3 separate regions of the Homo sapiens genome follow, and all the other regions are linked to region 2. The links are chromatin loops, found by intact Hi-C in ENCODE. Cell type or tissue: PC-3. All regions are shown on one strand.

What was found. A loop is a pair of places that touch in the nucleus more often than their neighbours do. Peaks named below come from ENCODE experiments on the same cell type or tissue, not always from the same donor. Only the 100,000 strongest peaks of a DNase experiment are listed, where the experiment ranks them.
Region 1: it touches region 2 in a loop (6-fold over the local background); 6 of 110 quality-filtered maps call a loop at or near these places.
Region 3: a loop joins it to region 2, with 7 times the contacts of the local background. A loop is called at or near these places in 42 of 110 quality-filtered maps.

The regions. Positions count from the first base shown.
Region 1 is chr4:74,184,549-74,192,548 of GRCh38, forward strand. The region is part of intron 3 of MTHFD2L (methylenetetrahydrofolate dehydrogenase (NADP+ dependent) 2 like); the gene reads left to right. Among named protein-coding and RNA genes, the nearest start is that of MTHFD2L, 30 kb to the left of the region's middle. RefSeq lists an enhancer at 6,604-6,898. In PC-3, CTCF peaks have their summits at 4,893 (motif pointing right) and 5,092; a DNase peak (open chromatin) is centred at 4,913; H3K27ac peaks cover 1,535 bases.
Region 2 is chr4:74,528,533-74,536,532 of GRCh38, forward strand. No RefSeq gene overlaps it. Among named protein-coding and RNA genes, the nearest start is that of AREG, 87 kb to the left of the region's middle. RefSeq lists enhancers at 3,360-3,654, 3,400-3,694. In PC-3, a CTCF peak has its summit at 3,526 (motif pointing left); DNase peaks (open chromatin) are centred at 3,519 and 5,739; H3K27ac peaks cover 5,918 bases.
Region 3 is chr4:74,667,399-74,675,398 of GRCh38, forward strand. No RefSeq gene overlaps it. Among named protein-coding and RNA genes, the nearest start is that of BTC, 120 kb to the right of the region's middle. In PC-3, a CTCF peak has its summit at 3,885 (motif pointing left); a DNase peak (open chromatin) is centred at 3,893; H3K27ac peaks cover 4,786 bases.

The DNA of each region.
Region 1 (8,000 bases), 340 kb before region 2:
AAATAATCAAATAAAAAATTATAGCCATGTTTCAAAACTTCTTAATAATGGAGAAAACAAGTAGACAGAAAATCAGTAAAGAATATAGAATACTTGTAGTATGATATCAACCAATTTGACATAATTAAAATTTATAGAATACTCTCCCCCAAATGGCAGATAATACCCTTTCTTCAAGTTAATGTAGAATATTTACCAGTATATACCACATGCTAGGCCATAAAACTAATCTCAATTTTAAGAGAATTCATGTCACACAAAACATGTTCTCTGACCACAATGGAATTAAATTAAAAATGAGTAACAAAACCTTCTGGAAGGCTGTGCACAGTGGCTCATGCCTATAATCCCAGAACTTTAGGAGGCCAAGATGGGCAGATCAGGAGATTAGTAGATCGAGACCGTCCTGGCTAACACGGTGAAACCCCGTCTCTACTAAAAATACAAAAAAAAATTAGCTGGGCGTGGTAGCAGATGCCTGTAGGCCCAGCTACTCGGGAGGCTGAGGCAGGAGAATGTCCTGAACCTGGGAGGCGGAGCTTGCAGTGAGCCGAGATTAAGCCACTGCACTCTAGCCTGGGCGACAGAGCGAGACTCCATCTCAAAAAAAAAAAAAAAAAAAAAAAAAAAATCTGGAAAATCCCTAAATATTTGAAAAGTAAATAGCATACCTCTAAATAACCCCTGTGTCAAATAAGAAAATGAAAGAGAAATTTGAAATTGTTTTGAACTTTTTGTGAAAATGTAACACATCAAAGTTTGTGGGATTCTATTAAAGCAGTACTTAAGGGAAATACACAGCACTAAACACATATCTTAGAAAAGAAAAAAAGGTCAGAAATCAGTAATCTCATCTTATACTTTAAGATGGTAGGAACATCAGAGCAAATTAAACACAACATAAAAACAAAAAAAGAAATAATAAAGAACAGAGTAGAAATTAATGAAATGTAAAATAGAAAATTCATAAAAATCAGTAAAACCAAAGCTAGACATATCAAGGAAAAGAATAGATACAACTGACCAATACCAGGACTTAGGGTGGTAATATCACTACAGATTCTACAGATATTAAAAGGGCAGTAAGGGAATATTCTCAGTAACATTATCCCAATTTGACAAGTTAAATGAAATGGACAACTTCCTTGAAAGATATACATTACCAAAGCTCACTCAAAAAGAAATGTCTTAATAGCTCTGTTAAGCAATTGACTTTGTAGTTCAAATCCATTCCACAATGAAAGCTCTATGTCCAGATGGCATCCCTGGTGAATTTTACCAAATATTTAAGGAAGAATAGTGATAAAGAAGAGGGAATGCTTTCTAACACATTTGAAGCCAGCATTACTCTGTTACTAAAAACCTTGCAAAGACATTACAAGAAAGGAGAATTATGAGTCGGTATCCTTCATGAAGATAGATTCAAAAGGTATTAACAAAACATTAACAAATCAAATCCAACAATTTAGAAAACAATTCATCATGACCAAATGTGTTTTCTTTCAGGAATCCAATACAATTTAACATTAGAACAGTAAACAATGTATTTTACCATATTAACAAGCTAAAAATGAAAATCATATAATCATTTCCATAGATACAGATAAAGTATTGGATAAATTTCATCATTAATTCCTGATGAGAAACTTTCAAGTAACTAATAATAGAAGAGAACTCTTTCAAGCTGATAAAGGGAATGTATGAAAAATCTATAGGCAACATCATAATTGATTATGAAACACTGAGTGTTTTCCTCTTACAATCAAGAAAGTCAAGGATGTCCACTATTACCATGTCTATTTAACATTTCACTGGAAATTCTAACTAGCACAATAAGACAAGAAAAGCAGATGACATGATTGTCCCATGGAAAATTCAAGGGAATCCATGAAAAAAAAAAAAAAAAAAAAACAGCTACTAGTACTAATAAGTGAGTTTAGCAAGATTGAAGGATACAAGCTTAATATAGAGGAATCGATTTTTATTCTGTATACTTTCAACCAGATATTGAAATTTTAAATATACATTTATAATAGCATCAAAAATATGAAATCCTTAGGCATAAATTTGACAAAAGATGGGGAAAACCTATATATATTAAAAACTACAGAACATTTCTGAGACAAACTAAAGGAGGCCTAAATAAATGGATTAATAAACCATGTTTATGGATCAGAAGACTAAATACTGTTAAAATACCAATTTTCCTCCAACTGATTTGTAGGTTCAAGGTGACCTTTGGTAAAAACTTGGGAGAAACTGAATAAAATTCATATGGAACTGCAAATGACCTAAAATGGTCCAAACAATTTTGAAAATGAGTAACATGGAGGATTAACATTGCCTGATGTCAAAATGAGTTATAAAGCTACAGTAAGCAAAGCAATGTAGTATTGGAATCAAGATAGAAAATCAGATCAATGAAACAAAATAGAAAGTCCAGAAAGAGATTCACACTTATATTGATAACTGATTTCTGACAAAAGTGGAAAGGCAAATAAGTACAGAAAAGAATGCGATTTTCAACACATAGTACTGGCTGGAACAATCAGATATTCAAATGCAAAAGAATATCTAGAAAAGAAATGCTAGAAATTAAAAACACTCTAACAGAAATGAAGAATGCTTTGATGGGCTCAACTGTAGACTGGAAATGGCCAGGAAAAGAATCAGTAAGCTTGAAGTTATGCCAGTAGAAATTTCTCAAAATAAAACACAAAGAGGAAAAAAACCCAAACCGCTCCAGAATAGAATGTCAAAGAACTGTGGGATATTTTCAAAAGGTACATGCATTTGGAATAGCAGGAGAAGAGAAAACAGGACAGAAAAAACTTTTGAAATAATCATTGCTGAAACTTTCTAAAAATAATGACAGAGAGAATAGCAAGAGCAAAAATGGTAAAAGTATTTGAACAGACACTTCAAAGAAGAAATACAAATGGTAAATAAGCATATGAATAGATGTTCAACATCATTAGTCATTAGGGAAATTCAAATGAAAAGTATTAACAAGATACTACTGCAAACCCATTAGAATGGCTGAAATTAAAATATCAACTGACTATACTATGTGTTGGTGATGATGTGGAGGGATAGTAACCATCATGTTCTCCTGTAGTGGAGATGCAAAATGGTACATTTTGGAAAACTGGAAAATAGTTTGGCAGTATCTTAAAACGTTAAATACACACACACACACACACACACACACACACACACACACTGGTCCAGCCATTCTGTGCCTGTGTATTTACACACACACACACACACACACACACACACACACATTGGTCCAGCCATTCCGTGCCTGTGTATTTCCCCAAAAGAAAATGAAACATATGTCCATACAAGTATTTGTATATGAATGTTCATAGAACCTTTATTTGTGATAACTAAAAACTAGAAACAACCCAAATGTTCATTAGCAGGTCAATGGATAAATAAACTGTGATATTCCATACAATAGAATACTACTCAGCAATATTAAGGAACAAAATATTGATGCATATTACAATATAGATTAATCTCAAAGTAATTATGCTGAGTGAAAGTATCTAGACAAGAGTATATACTCTGTGATTTCATTTAAATAAAATTATATGAAATGAAAACTAATGAATTGACAGCATATCCGTGGTGTATTAGTCTGCTTCATCTATCATAAGAAAATACCATGGAATGAGAGGCTTAAACAGCAGAAATGTATTTTCTCACAGTCTGGAGGCTGAAAGTGTGCAATCACGGTGCCAGCATGGTTGGGTTCTAGTGAGAAGTTTCTTCCTAGCTTGCAGACAGAGCCTTCTCATTGTGTCCTCACATGATGAAGAAAGCAAGTTTTCTGGTTTCTCTTCTTATAAGGACACTAAATCATATCACAAGGGCCCTACCCTCATGAACTCATCTAAATCTAATTGGCCTCAGAAGTCCTATCTCTAAATACAATCACATTAAGTGTTACAGCTTTAATATATGAATTTCGGGGGGACATAATTCAGTCCATAACAAATGTTTATAGATAGTTGGAGCTGAGGGGATAGGAAAGAGAGGAAAGGATTATGAAGAGAGTAGGAGGAAAGTTTTCAGAATGGTAAATATGTTCATTATCTTGACTAGGATTCTGGTTTTATAGGTATATATATATATGTGTATGCATATGTATATATATGGGTATATATATATGTGTATACATATGTATATATATATGGGTATATATATATGTGTATACATATGTATATATATATGGGTATATATATATGTGTATACATATGTATATATATGGGTATATATATATCAAAACCTATCAAATTGTACTCTCTAAATGTATGCCGTCTATTATATTCAAATATTCTTCAATAAAGCTGTTTATCAAAAATGCAAATCTACTAGAAATAGAAAAAATACAATAAAACTATATAGTAAAGGACTCAAAAGAATGACAGGCACAGGACTCAGGATGAAATTTACATCTGTTTGGAGCAGGACGGAGAATGGACTAATTGGGTAGACTATAAGGTTAAATATAGATTAAGGTTAAATATAGATCAAGGCGATAACTTTTGTTTGGGGTAGTAGATTTGCATATGCCTAATTTATTATGAAAAACTAATTTAAATTGCATTGTGTTTGGACCAATATTGAGGTTGTGTCACAAGCCCATGAATTATGATTAATCCAATTTCTGCACTTGAAGTTCATTCAAAGAAAAAATACCCAATATTTTGTTTCAAATTCTTTTTGACATTATTTGTTTAGTCACATAGAAGCAAAGCCATCCTCACACAATATTATTTATCCAACTTAAAAAGAAAAACTTTCTCAGAGGGAGGTTTATATCAAAGAGCTTATGAGCAAGGGGAAGAAAAGTGAAGACCACTCTCTTGCATGTAAAGTATGTTAACCACATGATGGCAGCATTGAGCAAGCAGTGTTTTTCTTCCTTTTTTTTTTTTTTTTTTTTTTTTTAAAGATTAATGGTTTACACTGGAAGGTGAGTAAATCACTGAGATATAATTTACATAGCAGTGGGATTGGTTGGTGTCTATAGCCACTTATGTCTCTCTCTCTCATTCATATTCATGTGGAAACCATGCCCAGAGATTTTTAGTGGCTCAAATCTATAGAATTACATCTTTTTGAACAGTTATTATCAAAAATTTGTTATATCATCTAACTTGAGATGATTTGCTTTTCACAATATCTTCAAAATCATGAATTTTTTGAACAAGTTACTTTTTTATTTTTTTCTTTACCATTATATCCTCATCTGTTTTTGAGTGTATTCAGCTTGAAATGATGACAAAGCATTTACCAAAATCAAAAGGCCCTATGGAAGATGGATATTTCTCTGTGGAAAGTATTTTAAAATATCTAGTTATATGATAGTTTTCTGACCCTCATCATTCATTTACCAGGTCAACGAATATTTACCTAGAATTTATGTAACTCTGTACTAGGTACCCGGGGAAAAGGTACCTTTTAGTCAGGGTACTGACCAAATAGTCAGAAAGCAATTTGAGAATAAATCATTGTCCTTGAAAAGTTTGCAAGCAAGATTCCCAAAAAAACATCTTTTCTTTCTCCTTGTGTGTTTAAAAGAAGCTTATTAGAATTGGCCTGTTCACTAATCTAAGTGTTTTCTTCTATAGAATACACTATTTCAAGGACAGTACTGTATATTTGACAGAAGTTACCAAGGGCTCAATAAACCAAGGTGTCCTTAACATTGCTTACAAGAACAAGGTAATTTTAGGATCTCCATATACTCTTCAGGTCACTTAAGATAATTATATAGGGTAAAGGTTAGCAACCTTTGCGTGATGTGTAGGTTCCAACTTCATTAATTTTTATTTTTTATTTTTTTACATCCTATGAAGTAAGCCTGCCTGAGGACATCCTGGGGCAGTTTTCGTGGCTGTAGGAGAGGCTCAGAAGGGTGGAGAACCAGACCCACCTTTTTCCGGCCTAGAGAACTCCTTCCAGTCTACCTCCAAGCTCCACTGTGTTCTCAGAATTTGGGGTGGAGTAGCTCAGCGAGGTTAGAGTGTGTTCCCATTCCTTTTCTGTCCCCTTGTCCCTTGATGTTGAAACAACTCTTAAATAATATTGGGAAAGTGGTAGGCATCTGATAAGTATTTGCTGTCTTGAAATCTTGATGTAGATCCCAGAGGGTGTAACTTAAATATTTATTGGCTTGAGAACAGTGAACACAGTTTCCAAAAGTATCTCTTATTTACTCTTAGAAAATAAATCATTGAGAGACTATAGGTAGTTTGAGTAGGCAGACATTTATTCCATTAAAATATAAATTCCAGAGGCAAGAATTTTGTCTGTTTGCCTCACTTATATATTCATTTTTGTTTTTTGTTTTTTTGAGACAGAGTCTCGCTGTATTGCCCAGGCTGGAGTGCAGTGGTGTGATCTTGGCTCACTGTAACCTCTGCCTCCTGGGTTCAAGTGATTCTCCTGACTCAGCTTCCTGAGTAGCTGGGAGTACAGGTGCCGGCCACCATGCCCATCTAATTTTAGTATTTTTACTAGAGATGGGGTTTCACCATGTTGGCCAGACTGGTCTCAAACTTCTAACCCCAGGTGATCCTTCAACCTCAGCCTCCTGAAGTGTTGGGATTACAGCTTCCTGAAGTGTTGACGTGAGCCACTGTGCCTGGTCCTCACTTATATATTCTAAACCCCTACTGGTAATATGGTAGACATTCAGTAAATATTTGTTGAGTAAATAAATGATTGAATTTTCAAGGGCATTGTATACACACTCAGGATGTGGACTTTGATCTATTAGCATAAAACTTTACCTGGTCGTTTTTTTTTTTCATGTCCAGAAAGGAAGAAGTAAATGAAAAACAAGAAACATGAATCTTTCACCTTAAATTTATGTTGGAGGATGTAATAGTACCAGATAGTCAATAAGGTAGATGCAACAATATGAAAAATTATGATTTTTAACATAAGCCACCTTTGGTTTTTCTTTATATTTTTATTTTTATTTATTTATTAATTTATTTTGAGATGGAGTCTTGCACTGTTGCCTGGGCTGGAGTGCATTGGCTTGATCTCAGCTCACTGCAACCTTCGCTTCCCGGGTTCAAGCAGTTCTCCTGCCTCAGCCTCCCGAGTAGCTGGGATTACAGGCACCTGCCACCACGCCCAGGTAATTTTTTGTATTTTTAGGGTTTTGTATTTTTAGGGTTTCACCATGTTGGCCAGGCTGGTCTCAAACTCCTGACCTCATGATTCACCTGCCTCAGCCTCCCAAAGTGCTAGGATTACAGGCATGAGCCACCGTGCCTGACCTCTTTGTATTTTTAAAAGGAGGATGTTAGAGGATATGGAAGGATCAGACATATTTTCCTTATGGCAGCCTGTTCTTCTTACTGTGTCCAGCTGCCCACTAATTTTGTCTCAGTTTCTTCATCTATAAATTAGGGTTAATAGTAGCCATTTATTCAATAAATATTTATTGAGTGCCTCTATGGTCCAGGCACTATTATTTGTACTGTGGATCAGTGAAAAAGAAAAAGACAGAAATTTCTGTCCTTTTGAGTAGCAGAGGAGGCGGTTAAAAAATATATATAATAAATAAACAAATATATTTACTAGATGTTGATATGCTATCGGAAAAAGGAAGAAGTAGATCATGGTAGGAGGGATAGGATGTTGGAGGACAGGTTGTATTTTTATCTGACCGCCTCCCAACATATTGTTATAAAAAATTCAAACATACAGGAAAACTAAAAGACTGGTACAATGAACACTCATATGCCTTCAAACTAGATTCTGTAGTTGTTAACATTATGCTATATTTGTTTTGTCACATACCTATCCATTTGTTCCTTCACCCGTCCATTTTATTTTTGAAGCATTTAAAGGTAAGAACACTTAATATACCCCTAAAACTTTAGTGTATACATCATTAAGGTTCATTATTTATGTTATGTGAAATTTACATGCATTGAAATGTACACATCTTATATGTATTATTCCAT
Region 2 (8,000 bases):
ATAATCACAATTAATAGTTTTCTGGGCACTTTACCTGGGATAGCAGCAATTTTAACAGGGATTCTTGCTTATTTTGTGACCTCCCATGCGAGGAATGATGGAGCTAGATGCTATATGTGTCTGTGGCTGGGGTGTCATGACCATAAATGGGAAATGTACTTTGTTAGAGAGTTAATGCCAACACAAACAAAATTACTCTCATGTTGAAGTGTTTAGCTTCATATTATTAGACCATGAGAGCCTGTTATCTTTCCATTTGTATTCAAGAGCCAGGAAGCTCTTGTGTCTGTAAGCATAAATAAATTGGACTTGAATTTGAAAAAGCATATGCCTTTCATATGTAACCAATTGTAACCATAAAATCCAGGAAACATGTAAATACTTTAACTGCCAATTATGTCTTTGAGTGTCTTTTTTTAATTAAAATTGTGTCTACTAATATATAGCAACAAGCTTACAAGGTAACGGCTAGAAACCCTCAGAAATTAATTGGTTGACTAAGCATCCCCTCTACATTTAAGTCCTAAATCAAATTCACCTTCTATTGTTATTTATCAACTCTCACAATTTCAAAAACAGGCCAAAATTTGAGTCATATCTCTGACAAGGATGAGTGTATTTATTGACTTGATAGAACAGGAGATGTAAGTCAGAATTTATGAGAGCTAGCTGTTTTCTCCATGTCTGGCTAGCTTTAGCAATTTAACACATGCAAGTTAAATGTAATGAGAATCATTTTCTTAGCCTTAAAACTTCTATGGTGTTACATTATGAGGAAATTCTACGCATAGTGGTAAGGTGAAGATGGGAAATTTGACTATGTATGTGCTTCTGATCGGTGAAGACATGTTTGCAAAGCCTTTGCATTCACATTGGATTTGCACATGCCAGGATACATATACTGTCCTTGTGAAGGCGCTGCATTCCATTCGCCCTTCCCTTATCTCATTCCTCCTCCTCATCCCAGGCAGAAATGTCAAATGACTCTCTGGGAACTTCCTGAAAGCTCCCTCCTCTTCCACAAGAAAACCTGCTCCTCTTGCTCTGATGTTGGAGTAAAAGGCTACCATTACAACTATAGTGCTTTAAAATGCCAATGAATTACGGAGTTTCTGGAATAACTGGCCCTATATTTGGGAGCAGGAAGCTGGAGTTCCCTACTGACTCTGCGGCATTCAAATAAAGAACAGAACAATTATATTTTATACCCCAAAATGACATAAAGGAAAACGAAAACAAGCCTGTTTCCCATGTGGCAGCCTGCACAGTGAAGGCCATTGTTCCCTGGCAACTCCAATAGATACACACCCGCTTTGCCGGATCAACTGGCTATTCCTCGGTTTACAGGCATGAAGTCACAGTAAGGAAGGTCACATCCCTTGGGTGATTTTCTTCTTTGGTTGCACTGGGCTATTTCCTGATATACCTAATGTGCTTGAATTCAAACGAGAAGGAGGAAAGAGACTCTTGCTGATACATTTATTTTATCCTTGAGAGAAATAATCTCTCAAGACAAGTGAAGAAAGATGCTGTGAACTGGATTACAGGTCATTTTATAGTCAAATCATCCAGGCAACTGGCAGTGTTTTGGCCTGTTTCCTGTAAAATAGTTTAAAAACCTGTAGATTCTCAAAAGAATTGATCGATTTATTCATAAAGACAGCGCTCAAGAGAACTGTGCAGTTTAGGAGATGCTGTGGGGATAAATGAAAATCGCTGGGAAACACATTAAACAAAAGCATAACACATTTGTAAGGAAATAAACACTTGCTAGTGTGAATGCCTGCGTCCTATTTATTAGTCAAGCCAAACAAATTAGGCCTATTCCCTGCTAGGAACAAGTGCTACATGGCCCCGTGGCACCTCCCACACCCCTGTGACTTTTCTGAAGTAAGCTTCAGGAACTTATTTCCATCTTCATTTTATTATCTTATTGTCTAACAAGCCCTTCTGTCTTCTCCACTGCAGAAGCCACAGTAAGGAGGAATTAAAGTAAAATCACCAGTGGCTCACACCTGTAATCCCAGCACTTTGGGAGGCTGAGGCAGGTGGATCACAGTGTCAGGAGATCGAGACCACCTTGTTTAACATGGTGAAACCCTGTGTCTTCTAAAAATACAAAAAATTAGCCATGTGTGGTGGTGGGGGCCTGTAGTCCCAGCTACTTGGGAGACTGAGGCAGGAGAATCACTTGAATCAAGGAGGCGGAGGTTGCAGTGAGCCGAGATTGCGTTATTGCACTCCAGCCTGGGTGACAGAGTGAGACTCTGTCTCAAAACAAAACAAAACAAAAAAGTAGAATCACAATCCATCACAATTTCTGTTTAAGTCCTAATGTCATAGGCACAGGCAGTTCATAGTAGGCATAGATTTTTACTCTTAACATGTGATAATATGAAGGGACAAGAGAGAGGTGCAAAAATATCAGCCCCAACAGTTTGTGTCAATGTCTCATTGTTAAAAGCTTAGGCCTAGACATCTATTGAATGTTTGCCATGGCCCAGGCATTATGCCATGAGTTAAGGATAGAAAATGAATATGTTCCTCTTAAAGTACGAAAATTCTGCACACTGCACAGCAATCTGTTTTGCTCTGCCTCAGAGTTTACCTGTCTGAAGCATTATTATTGTTAGCTGTACCTTGTCTGGCTCTCACTTTCCTGGTGGTAACCTTGGGTGAGTGCCATTCATGACTGCTGAAAAAAACACAAATAAGTGATTGGGTACCTGGCAATACAGTGCACCTCATCGGCCATTAGACAGATATCGATTTGACCCTTTCCAACAGAGAGGCCATCCTTGGAGAACAGCACTAGAAAGTCTTTAAGGAGGACAGATGAAATGACTGAGTTAGAGCCTGAGGCATCATCCAGAATAAGACGCCCGCACTGGAGGAGAGCTCAGGCCCTGGTCCTGAATGTCTGGGTCTCTAAGAATAGCAGCTACAAGAGAAGGAGGAGAGCTCTCACAGGGTAGAGGAAGGTACTGAAGACAATCTCACCTAGTTTACAGCAATGTCACAGTGCCACCTTATTTATGAATATCTGTGCTGTAAATACAATTAAAAATAGTTCATGAAGAAGACAAATATTTCCATCTTAACTTCCCATAAAATAAAATACAGACATTTTAGGAGAGATACCTTGGCTTATCAGTGAAAATAGAAGTTCTCCAAATGGGGTCAACGAGTGGATTGATCACAGCATTTGACATTTGGTATTTGAAGCTAGCAATACTTTTATTTCTGGCATTTAATAATTTTTTTTTCATTTGTGGCTCAAATTTACTTTTTTATCTGTTTATAAGAGAATATACACTTTCTGGAGCTCTTCTCTCCTGAACAAAGGTAAGCAGCAGATCCAAAAAATGTGAATGTTTCTCCTGGGAAGGCGTGGATTTCTGCTTTGGACATCGTTCTGAAACCTGAGATTTTTGCAAAGCCAACTCAATTCATCAGGACCACAGCTAACCACTCACCCTGCTGTTCATTTCGGACTTAGAAAGAAGGCTGTCACTCTCGAACACACTGCCATCTTTTGACCATGAGAAGTATCACAAAGAGAAAAAGAAAGACCTTGTTACTGGTTACTTGCATCAGTCTACTAAATGGAAGCAATGTTGATGCAACGACCCACTCTACTGTTGTTAGTTCTTTGGAATTTATAAGACAAAACAAGATAAAGTGAAATGGAGCAGTGCTTCATGAATTTGCTAACAAATAATTCACTTTCCAGCAATTTGAGCCCACACCAGGGACTCCATTGTTGAATCTGTTAATATATTAACATTACTACAACACCTTTCTTGTTTTCATTGTGTGTATGATGCTATAAAACAGAAATGTACAATATAATTTTCCCAAGGGACATATGTTTTTGGAGTCTTACAGCTCATTACATCAGATACATGTGCTATTCATGCAACAGATATTTTTGAGTATTTACTACACGCCAAGCTGTGTTCTAAATGGTGGAGATGCAGAGGTGAACAAGACAGATATGATATCTGCCCTCAGGGATGTGACAGTTTACTGTGAGCATTGGACATACGGGAGAAAGGCTAATTTGAAAAAGCATAAGATGACTTAAGAGTAAGAAGTTAATTTAAATCAATATCAAAGTTTGCCTCCTGAAGAGATGCCATTTAAGTGAGGACCAGAAGGAGGACCGAAAGTTAGCAAGATCAAAGTAGAAGAAGGTAGCAGGGGATGCTTTCTAGAAAAATGAGTCAATCTGTGTAGATACAGCATGAAACATGAGCTAATGGATTATCAAATGAGTTCTTGATTTACATAAGATGCCTCAAACTAATATTTAAAATTTACATTTTTATCTCCTAAAATATAATATCGAACATAGTGCATAAGCATAGTTATGGGAGGTGGTGGTTAAAGCATAGGGCTTTGAAGTTTCAGGGACTTGAATTCAAATCCAATTAGCTCTACAACTTTAAGCAATTTACTTATCAGAGACTATTTATCTCTAAAATGGGAATGATTAAATCAAAATTTGCTAATATCTTATCATGTTTCAAATGAGTAAATATATTTAACAGCCTAGCTCAGAGTCACACAGAATGCAGGTACTCAATAAATAACACATTGTCTTTTCATCTTAATTTCTTGGGGATTCTAACTTTAGAAGGCTCATTCTCCTATTGCAGGTTTCCTGTCTTTAGAAGGCTCAGTCAATCACCATTATGAACATATTGTTTAAAGGGCCATTTTGATTACAGTTTTGTGAATAGTGTGTGGCCACATATGATGCCTCATTAATTCCCTAAAATTTATTGTAAATAAAATTGTTTGAGTGCACAGCTCTAGCACATGATTGGCCAGGCTGTATTTGTTACTCATGGAACAAAGTTAAAACAAAATGGAAAGATGGGTATGTCCTTAAATAACTGAAAGTTTCTGCTTTAATTGTCCAGAACTAGTCCAATTCACTTAATAATTATACTCCTCAGTTAGCCTTAACTATGTAGAACTGGTCATAGATTGCTCCCCAAATAGCTCAAAGGTATGTGAGGTGAGGAGCAGAGCTAGTACTTCTAACCTATATTAGAATATCTTGATATGTTTGTAATCTTGTCATTCTTATCTTATAGATATACACACAATTTACCAATCCCAAAATATGATAATGTCATTTTTAAAACACGGCGATAGCCCATTACAAGCTAAGTCCATTTTATAAAATTTAAATGTTTTTCATTAAATAGTACTCTTGTATTGAGACATTAAAATGTTAAAGCTGGAAGAGATCTTAGCAATTATCTGGTATATTCTATGTTATCTGGTAAATTCATATTTAATATGTTCTACAGATTAAAAAACTAAGGCACACACGGTAGCTTTTCCTAGAGCTAGTGGATATTGGGGATTCTCATGCAGAGGTCCTGGCTCCCAAATCGATGTATTTTCTACCGGTTTACACTGTACCCACATTACACACTGGTAATCTATATATAGGGTAGCTGTTTCATCTGAAACAAATGTTATAAAATATAATTGATTAAAATAGATTCTAAAATAGCATTATTTTTCTAAGTATTAATAATAATTTAAGTAGTGCTTTTGCATTCCCAACTAGAATAATTTTTACCAAGTACTCCTTCAAATAACACTGAGAGGTAGATCGTTAAGCATTAGTTCATTCAACAAATATTTACTGAGCATCTGGAGTTTGTAAGACACCATATTAAGTCACTGATTCCTATCCTATTTTATTAACCAAGTTACAGAAAGGGGAAAGGGAATGTTTACAGGAACAAGTCATCAAACACCTTTGCTCAGTTTCGCCATGTCCTAAACTATTCTGATAGCTTGCATCTGTATAGCATTTTACAGTCTCAAAGCACGTTTTCATGACATGAATTCTCATATCACATTATTTTAGCCTTTATGACTCCTGAACTTTCACCCTGCTTTTATTGTCCATGGTGTTGATGTCATTGATCTTGCCCTTAGGTTTTAAGTTCATAAAAACTGAGGCTATTTTAAACACCATCGAATCTTTCACAGTGTCTAACCCACTTTCTTAAGTACAGTAGGTACCTGATATTTAATGAGTGAATGAATGACATTTCATTTGATCCTTACAAGCATAGCAGGCATGATTATCTCCATGAAAGAAGACAATGCTGTACCATAGGGAGATTAATTCCTGATTCTAGCTGTTAGAAAGCCTGAGGGTTCCTTATTGGATCTCTTTCTCCTTTAACTCTTAAGCAAAATTCTGTGGCAGTCCTCACTTATAAAAGAATCATTTCTTCTACTACTACTACTATTACATAAGCCACTAAATAAGATATTGTGTTCATATTTGTTAAACTATCTGATTGTTTAAGTATGAGTTTATTTTTCTTACACAAGTGGCGGAATAATATTTGTCTGGTTTCTTACTGTAATGCCCAGTTTTATTGCTAGGAAGGTGATTGTGACAAGGATGATACTAGGTTCTCTGGCAGACAGTAAGAGATATAGAAGATACATTTTGCATATGCCATCAGTGCCACTTGAGTCCTGTTTTTCATTTACTGTAATCAACTTCCTCTTCCCTCTGATGAGTTTTAAAGGAATGAGAATATGGCACCTCCACCCCCTATAATTGGTTGCAGCTGAACTCTTAGCAAGTGAAACAACTCACATGGCTTAACAAGGATATGGGGATTGCAGTGAAAGACTTTCTTCAAAAACAAAACTTGTTAGGGAGACATCTAAACACCAGCTTAAACTTATGTAAGTTTCTTAAAAACAGAAGAGCTTATTCTTCTATGGATAAAGAAATAGATTTTCTTTGTGAATTTCTAATGATCATACTGAACATAAAAGAAACTCTTAAAGAAAACTTCAATCATGACCCTTCTTTTAGTTCTGAACTAATTTTATCCTGCCAAAACCAAGTAAAAGCAAATGTACACTTTCAGATTGGTACAACTAAAATCAGAAGTAGAAACATTTTAAAGTTATATATTTTTAATATAGAAAGGTTTTTGTTTGTTTTACTTTTATATTATTTAAGGAATGTTAACCCAGTTCTAAATTTCACACTCTTGTTCCTTAAGGAGGACTTTACTTCCTTTATGGGAGCAATCAGATGTGAGCAATACCTCACATTATCCTGTGCTTTGTAGTTTCAGAAGCATTTGCATATATGTTATCTCACTTGACCCTTTTGCCTGTGAAGTTGGCTGGAAGGTATCATTGCAGATGGGAAAAGTGAAACTGGGAACTTTGGTGGCTTGCCTTAGGTCAAACAATTGGTAAGTGGTCAAGTCAGGCCTTGAACTTAAGTCTCTAGACGTTAAACCCAGAACCTTAAATGGGTGAGCATAAAAAGGAATGAACTGCAAATAACAAATCTAACTATTTGGTGAATAAAATCAATTTACACGAAAAGAATTCAAAATTATCAGCTAAAATTACCGGTTCCATGGATGAGGTACTAGGTGTGAATACGTGTGTTAGAATACACAGTTTTAAAGGCCAAGAAGAAGCATATATAGCCCCAGATAAAATAAAAAAAAGTTTATACTTACTGATAAACTGAGCAGATATAAACTTCAATAATTGTTGGCTAGATTGACCTAATTGTTGGCCTATGTATGTGTTCAGTCATTTACATTGGCTTCATAAGTACCGGTGTCTAAATTCTACTAGTTTATTTTTTCAGTAATCAGTTCAGTTTGACCAATGTGTATTAATTGATGCTGTTACTGTATGCTTGTTTTTCAATATTAGGCTTTTTATACTTATGTATATGCAGAATCTTATATTCAACAATATGACACTGAACAAGATTAGATGTGAAATTACATGGTTAAAAGTGTGGGCTCAGGCTGTGTGAACTTGGCCAAGTAATCCGACCCTCAGAATGAAGATAGTAATAGTATACATCTAACTGGCTTGCAGTAATGATTAAATGAACCGATGATATGTAAACTACTTGGTTTCTGGCATATGGCAAATATGATATAAATATGACCTGTGGCCTTTGTATA
Region 3 (8,000 bases), 140 kb after region 2:
GTATATTTTATATATATATATATATAAAGTATTTATTATATATATTTAATGAAATAGCAAGAGATGTATGTATATAAATTAAATATAAATTGAATAGAAAATAAAATAAATGTTTGGCATAAAAGTAAGTACAGAGAAGCTATCTATTTCACTCATGACCCAACTAGGTCTTGAGGTGTTTAGATAATTACAAGTAACTTTCTTCCTCAAATTTCAATTTCTACTTTTCTTTGTCACTACTCTTCATTAGAAAGTGGTTCTTGAAAGATCAGAAATTGTTAGTAAGAAATTCTGGCCAGAAGAAGTAAATTTTGAGATCATATGTGATTTCTCATTTTAATAAAAGATCTACCTGAGAAATGAAAGGATTGGAATTCTAATCCAATACCTATTTGACTATAAAAGTCTTTTAAAAATCTTTCAGAAGGCACCCTGCTTTCTGCCCAAGACGTTCAAGGCAACATTCAAGAACTGCCACACTCAAAGTCTGTGCCCCTATTACTCTGACCTCTCTCTGTTTTATTTTTATAGCTGTGTTCCCAAGGATTCCCCTAGAATGCAAGGTAAATACTCTCATATTTAATCTAGTCTTCAGATAAACCTAATCTGGTCTGGCAGCTGTAATTTTTAAGGAGCTTTCATGTTTTAATGACTGCTTTATCACTGCAAAACTGAGATGTGTGAACTGCAAACCCTCTGTGATATAGAGCTACACCCTTTTTGTTGAAACACTTGCTGAGTTTTATTAACCAAGAAATGTTTGTTTAGCAAATCATGGAGTTTTATGATCTATAATACATAGTTCCATATCATGTAAGATTTCTATGGATTTCTAAACACAAAACCATCTTCAAAGAAGCAGAGGTCCCCAGGTTTGTTTGGAAAGACCCATAATTAACTCTTAGTACATGACAGCATTTAACAGGGGACAGGCTTTGGGAACAGGGTGTGTTTTCTGTAAATGACAACTCCTTTCATAAAAACAAAAACACTATCTCATTGGACAAGTCCTGCTAACAGATTTTTTTTAATCCAAAATTGTGTTTTTGTTTTTTGCATGCTTAGTTTGCCCTCATTGAGGATGTAGGTAGAAGTGAGTGGGGATGATAAGGGTTATTGGGGAGGACTGGGTGGGGTACATTGTTCTAATGACAAAAAGTAGGATTGTTACAGCAGTTGTACAGACTAAATGAAAATTCAGTGTACTTTTTTTTTCACAGATGTCAGAGAGCGTAGTTGAACTGAATTTGAAATTACTTAAACGCCAATCATAGTCCTTGATATGGAGGAATAAATATTTTCATAACATTTAGCATCTAGTAACAAAGCAGTCATACATTTATGTTATGTATTTATTTGAGCTATATACTGTAACTGCTACAAACCCAGTACTGCATTGCATGAGGCGGATTCAAAGACAATAAAGAGATGAAATCCCAGTTCCTGCTTTCATATTCAAATTGATCGTTTCTTAACTTTCTCCCTCCCTGGCTCTTTTCTTCCTTTCCTTCCTTCCCTCCACTCTTTTCATACCAACAAAGCAGTGATAACAAAGAATGGACAAAGGTCTCAGAGAGGATAGGGAAACTGAAGCCCAGAAAGTCTAACGTTTTATAGGATGTTCCATACCGTAAGTTTCCCTTACTGTAACATGAAAGTAACAACACATACCACACAGGGGGATCTAAGAAACATACAAATGTCCTCAAAGTGATCCACTCAAACCAAGCACTCAATAATGCAGGGTAAAATTTTGTCTCTCATCAAAAAGGGGAGCAAAGGGGAGAAAGGTTTTCTAGACCAAGGGAGTGTCCTGTGTAAAATTTACCAACACAAGAGATTTTGTTCAGAACCATTAAAGTTTCATTAGAATCCTTGCTCAAGAGGAAGACGATATAAGATAAGATAAAGAAATAAGTAGCTCTTAAGAGCTTTGCTTTCCATGCTAAGGAGCTTGGATGTGATCCTGGAGGAGATGGAATTTAAATAGGGAAGCTGTGTGATTATATGTACTGGAGATGAATGAGATCAAAGCCAGAGTGATCGGTTAGGAGTCTCATAGAATAGTGAAAGCAGGTGAGAAACTAATCTACGACAGTATCAGAAGGGATAAAGCTTACACATATTTAAGAGAAAAAGATAAATAGGCCTTGCATAAAAGACATGCTCAAAAAGTCTCTATTTCAAACAAAAAAATTCATGGACCAACAATACAGTGCTGGCTGTTGAATACCCCTCTGACTTCAATCACTTTCAGATTCACCTCATCTTCAGGAGAAGCAAAGAAATGTAAATGTTTATTGGTGTTTTATTAATAATTGTTTCACTAATCTAGTTGACAAAGGATGGTTCCTACAATTCCACTTTTATTACAAACCTCATGCACAATAAATCCCCAGTGTTTCCTACAGGAGGGTTCTAGCCTTTACTGAGTTCACCAAGCCCGTGAGCTAGATATTATTGTTGCCCCGTCACAGATTAAAAATCTGAAGATCAGAGAGGTTTGGTAACTTGGGCAAGGTCACACAGTGACTATGTGACAAAACTACAATTAGGAGTCAAATTCATGTGACCTCAAATGGTAAAACTTTCCACCACAAGATATTACTGTAGTATGGTAAAAGACATTGATTCTCAACACCATCTTGATATCAAAATTACTACGGGATTTTTTTTTTTTAAGCAGAAATGTTTAGGTCCCATCTCAGATTTCCCAAGTCAGGATTTCCTGGGGAAGAACAGTGGCAACAACGCTTTTCAAAACATCCCTGAAAAGTTCTAATGTGTAGGCTGAGTTGGGGAGCCTACTTCGTGGAGGTAAGAACGAAGTTCTGCCTACATTGGAAAGTTAAATGAAATGAAGGAATCCACACTCCTCCTCATCAGTTGGGAGGGTGATGGATCATACTTCCATCCAGTCCTTATATTCGTCCATATAAAAAGACCCTACAGTATTAGAAACAATGAGCTACAGCAGAGTGGGCAGAATTAAATCTCATACCTTTCATTCCTTGTAACCTGAGAAGTAAATATGGTGCATAGTGCTCCAATATCTCCCAACTCAAATCTGAATTGATAGATGGGAAAGGAAGTCAGAGTTTCAAGGAGAAGTACAGAAAAGAAATAGATTCTTTCTTGGGCCTTTCCAGAAGATGCTACAATAATTTTATTGTAATTCTCTGATTAATTTCCTCTACATCAAGGATCTCAACTAAAAACTATAAATTGATAGTCAAGATTTTTCCCTTCCCTCTACCCAGCTTCCTCTGACTAACTCCTGCTCATTCTCAACAAATCAATTTAAAGGCAGCCTTACCTGACTCTCACACTCTTCTATAAGTCCTCTCTTATGTTCTCCCACAGTGTCCTGTGTCTACCACTATTACAGCCTTAAGTGCTAGGTAGTGCAATCATTGCATGTATTATCTGTCTCTGTCTAGACTTTAAGGTTCCCGAGGGCAAAGAGTTTCTTAGTTCACTTTATATCTGTAAAATCTAACACAGAGCCTACCACAGAATATGTGCTCAGTAAATACTTCTGAAATGAATGAATATATGAAGAAAGGAAGAAATGAAAAAAGAAAGAGGTGGTGAGAAGGGAAGGAGAGAAAGGAAGAAGGAAGGAAATTGGCAATGTCCTTTGGAGATTACTGTCAATACAACTTCTCTCCAACCTCAATGGCTGAAAGATAAATAGTGTGATATGAAATAACTATTTCAATGGTAAAAATAAAGAAGAAATGGGCAGATATATTATCTCAGATCAAGATGATTGTAACAAAGTTGAAATTTCCTATAAGGTTTCTTCTATTACTGCATATGAATTACCTTCTATTCCACCTAAATAGCCTATTTACAGACACGGATGGGTAAGAAAGGGCAACGATGCCCCCCAGAGGCTAAAGGCAGGAGCTTGGAAAGCAGCCATCATTTATTTACTATTGGCAGAGAGCTCAAGGATATCTATGGAGGGGGTGACTAAAATAAAGGGCAGTTTCCTGCATAAAATGGTAATTTGAAGGCTGAGGGCAGAGGGTAAAAAACAAAGTGGTGTACCAGAGGCTATTTTTTTTCACATTATTATTTGCTTCTGGGGCACAAAATGCAGTTTAGTAACATAAAAATATAGTCTCAGTGATTTGCAAGTGAGTAGCACCACCAGAGATATTACAGAAATCTGAATTAAATTAAATTAAAATATTCCTCATAGGTTACATTAACACCTGTAGTATTTAATCCCAATATTGGAAATCCAGTAGATGTATTGGATAAATCCCAAATCTACATCTACAAAATTATTTACTCCTCATAGATGAGGACTGGGTTTTCTATTGCTGAATCCTCATTGGCTTCTGAGGACCTGGCACTGAGTAGATGATAAACAAGTGTGTACTGAACAAATGCATGCATGTGCCCATATGTTTTAAGATGATTATATGCATTTGCTTGGCTGACAGTTAAAATGCTTCAGCTGACTAATGTGCTTCCATGACTTCTTGATTGGGCCACTATATGCTGAGCCTTCTGTTCTAAGCATTAATGTTTATTGTGCTTTCTTATTAGGAAATTAAAACAGCAAAACAGTATTAACAATAATTAGCCTTGGAAATAAGAGTAAGCCCACACACAATATAGTGCTTACTAACAGCCCATAATAACGACAGGACTCATCAAAAATAACTACCCCATTAAGTTGAAAGTATAATTGTCAAAAGAAACACTATCTCTTCATTGGCCAGGCATTAGTGAGCCAATGGATTTCAGGGGTAGCATTCACATTTAGAGGCTATTCCAATGTTTCACTGCCTCAAATCTCCTCTGACCCAACCTTCACTCCCTTCAGCTCAGCACATGCCCTTAACATTTACTTCACTAAAAAAAAGCAGGCCATTGAGAATTTCACCTCCTCACTGTGTCCTAAAAATGCCCTGAGTCTGATTCTTTTCTTTCCCTTGCCGACTCTGTCTCAGAAGAAAGTGGGCTCTCCTCACCTTTCGGCGCTGCAGATCGCATTCTCCTACAACCTCCTACCAAGAAACTAAAGCTCTCACACAGCTCCATCCCTGTAACTAATTCCAGCTCTTCCTCTGGCTCTATTGGTTTATTCCCCAACACCACCTATGATTGTTCCCCAACACCACCTATGATTGTTCCAACACCGCCTATGATTGTTCCATCTTTAAAGTTTCTTCCTTGACCCCTTTTCCTTATCCAGTTCTCTCCTCTCTTTCTCAAACTTTCCAGAAGAGAGGCTAATGCAAAAGTATCCTCTTCCACCCTTCCCAGTCGCTCCTTAGTTCACTACATCTGTGTCTTGTACCCAACATTTTATCAGAACTACAATGATAAACTATAATAAGAATTATTGCCAAGGATTTCCAGATCAGTGGTCCAGTGGACTGGTTGTTATGCATTTATCTTTCTGGACTCCACCCTCCACATCCACCACCATTCCCTCTCTTCCTCCTAGCAGTACAACACTCAAAAAAGGTGCATCACACAATCTCCCTTCATTATTCTACTTGGAGCTCCTGGACAAAGTGACTCCACCTTGTATATTGAACACATTTCTGGTTTTGTATTTTTCAAATTATATTCTAATGAATATGCTTATACTTCTGTCTTCCTTTTCAGATTTTGAGCTTCTTGCAAGCAGAAAAAATATCAGAATCATCTGCCTCACAAGTGTCTGGCACAGTGCTTGTCACATAAAGATGGCCCACAAAACTTCAATGACAGAAGAGGGAAAGGAAAGAAGTCTGACAGATATCTAACTATATCCAAGAAAGACATGAAAATTCATTGATTTATAAATTTGCATATAAAATGTAAAGAAAGAAAAGTAATATCCTATATCAGAGATGGCTCTTTGTTTTAGACCTCATAGAATTTCAGGCTGCCTTAAAGATTATCCTTCCTTAAAGAGAAGAAAGAAAGGAACAGAAAGTTAACGTTATTCTTTTCGAATCTACACAATTAAAGGGTGAAAAAAATAAGCCTAAAATGTACATCCCCAAATCCAATGCACTTTCTATTATCCTATATATTTACTTTCTCAAAAATTAATTTCTCAATTATTTAATTACAAAAAAGAAAGGTTGAATGCTTATTTGTTAGGATTGTTGCAGGTGTTCAAGGAACAAAACAATTGTAGTACCTGTTCGCATGGTATAGACAGACAATAAACCAACATAAATAATAAAATGTCAAGTAACTACTAAGAAGAAAAATAAAGCAATATAAAAATATAGCTAATGACTGAGAAGGAGTGCAATTTTCAGAAGTGCTAGTAATAAAAGATTTATCTGAGGAGATGAGATTTGAATAGAAAACTAAATTATGTTTTGAGTTATTTAAGGAGCACACCGTGAAAGATGTAACAAGGGGAAGTAAGAATGAAGGCCCTGAGATGTGAATGATCTTGGTGTGATCACAGAGTCATGAAGAATAGAAATGAGAACATAATGCAAGTGATTCTGGAACGTGTCAGATCATGGAAAGTGTTGGAGACCACTGTAGAGATTTAGATACTACACGAATATTACAGGTGTTGGAGTAGGAATTAACTCTGTTAAGATCAACCTAGGTGTTAGCGGATTGGATTGTAAGGGGGCAAGAGAAGGAGTACAGAGACCTGCTAGGAGGCTATTGCAAGAGTCCATCTTAGAGATCAATTAATGGGTCAGGATGGAGAGCTGAGTGCTGGAAAGCAGCCAGATGTGTGATGCATTTTGAAGGTGGAGATGAGTGACTCTTCTTAGCCTACTTGAATGGAGGCTGTAGGAAAGGAGAGGATAAAGAAGAATTGTTAGGGATTTACCAGAGAAGCCAAATGAAGTGGGTGCCATATGCTGAGATGAGGAAGCCCAAAGGAATAACAGGTTAGGAATGGAAGGAAATCAGGAATTCCACTGGGACATGTACAGGTTGAGATGTTTTTTGGACTTTTAATGTATAGATCATCGTGCCTCTTATTTCTATTGCTGCTGAGAGCAGTTCAGTTCTGCGGGTGTTTTTAAAAATTCACTCCATGTTATTGGCCAATTGACCAGATAGATCAAAAACTCAGAAGAGACAAAGCTCATTTTCCAGAAACACTCTCAACCAGCCAGGTAAACAATACACATTCAAAGCCAAGTACCAAATCAATGTTTATGAATTAGCTAAACCTCAGATAATGTCAATGTAACGCCACAATAAAAAACACATCTTAATATTTGCCTCTGCTTTCCCTTAAACTGTATTCATAAGGATATTTCCCTACCCCTAAATGAAGATTCAGGCAAGTTCAAAACTTTTCTGGTTAATCTTAGATAGTACTTCAGACAAATTTTAGTCATACAAACAATCTCTATTTAGAAAATAAAATGTTCAGATGCATGCAATGATCACAATTCTGAACTTAGCTTGAAATTTCTTAGCTCAGATCTTCTGTGGTTACTTTTTTGCTCAGCACCAAGGACCAACCAGAGGAAAGAGGAGGAGCTGTAAGGAAATGTAGAGGTCCTCACATGACTGGAGGCTACAGACTCTCTAGGTCTGGCAGGAAGCTAAGCTCTCCCTTGCATAGGAGAGTTTGCATGTGTTCTTCAGAAAACTTCCTCCACTTCCGTTGACCAAGGCAAATGCTTCTCTAGGTGGGCTGGGCACTCTCAACTCCTTCTTCAGCTCTTGAGTATCCAGCAGCTAATCTCTTTCTCCCTCTGAATTTCCTGGTGGGTGGGAGGGAGTCAAACTCTGTCCAGAGTCTCTTAGCTTTGTAGGTATCGGTTGGGCACGCACCAGTCCTCTATGGAGGAACCCACCAAAGAGTTCTCTGAGTAGCCTCCTGGAATCAATTACTAGACCAGGGTTTACATGAGTGGGGCTAGAGAAAGAGGATGGGGACTCACAGTTGGTCCATATGTTCTAGAAGGAATTCGCTTTGCCAATATCCTAGCTACATCCCTCACCAACATCCCCTCTCATCTCTTACTCTTTGTTATAACCCTGTTCTAACC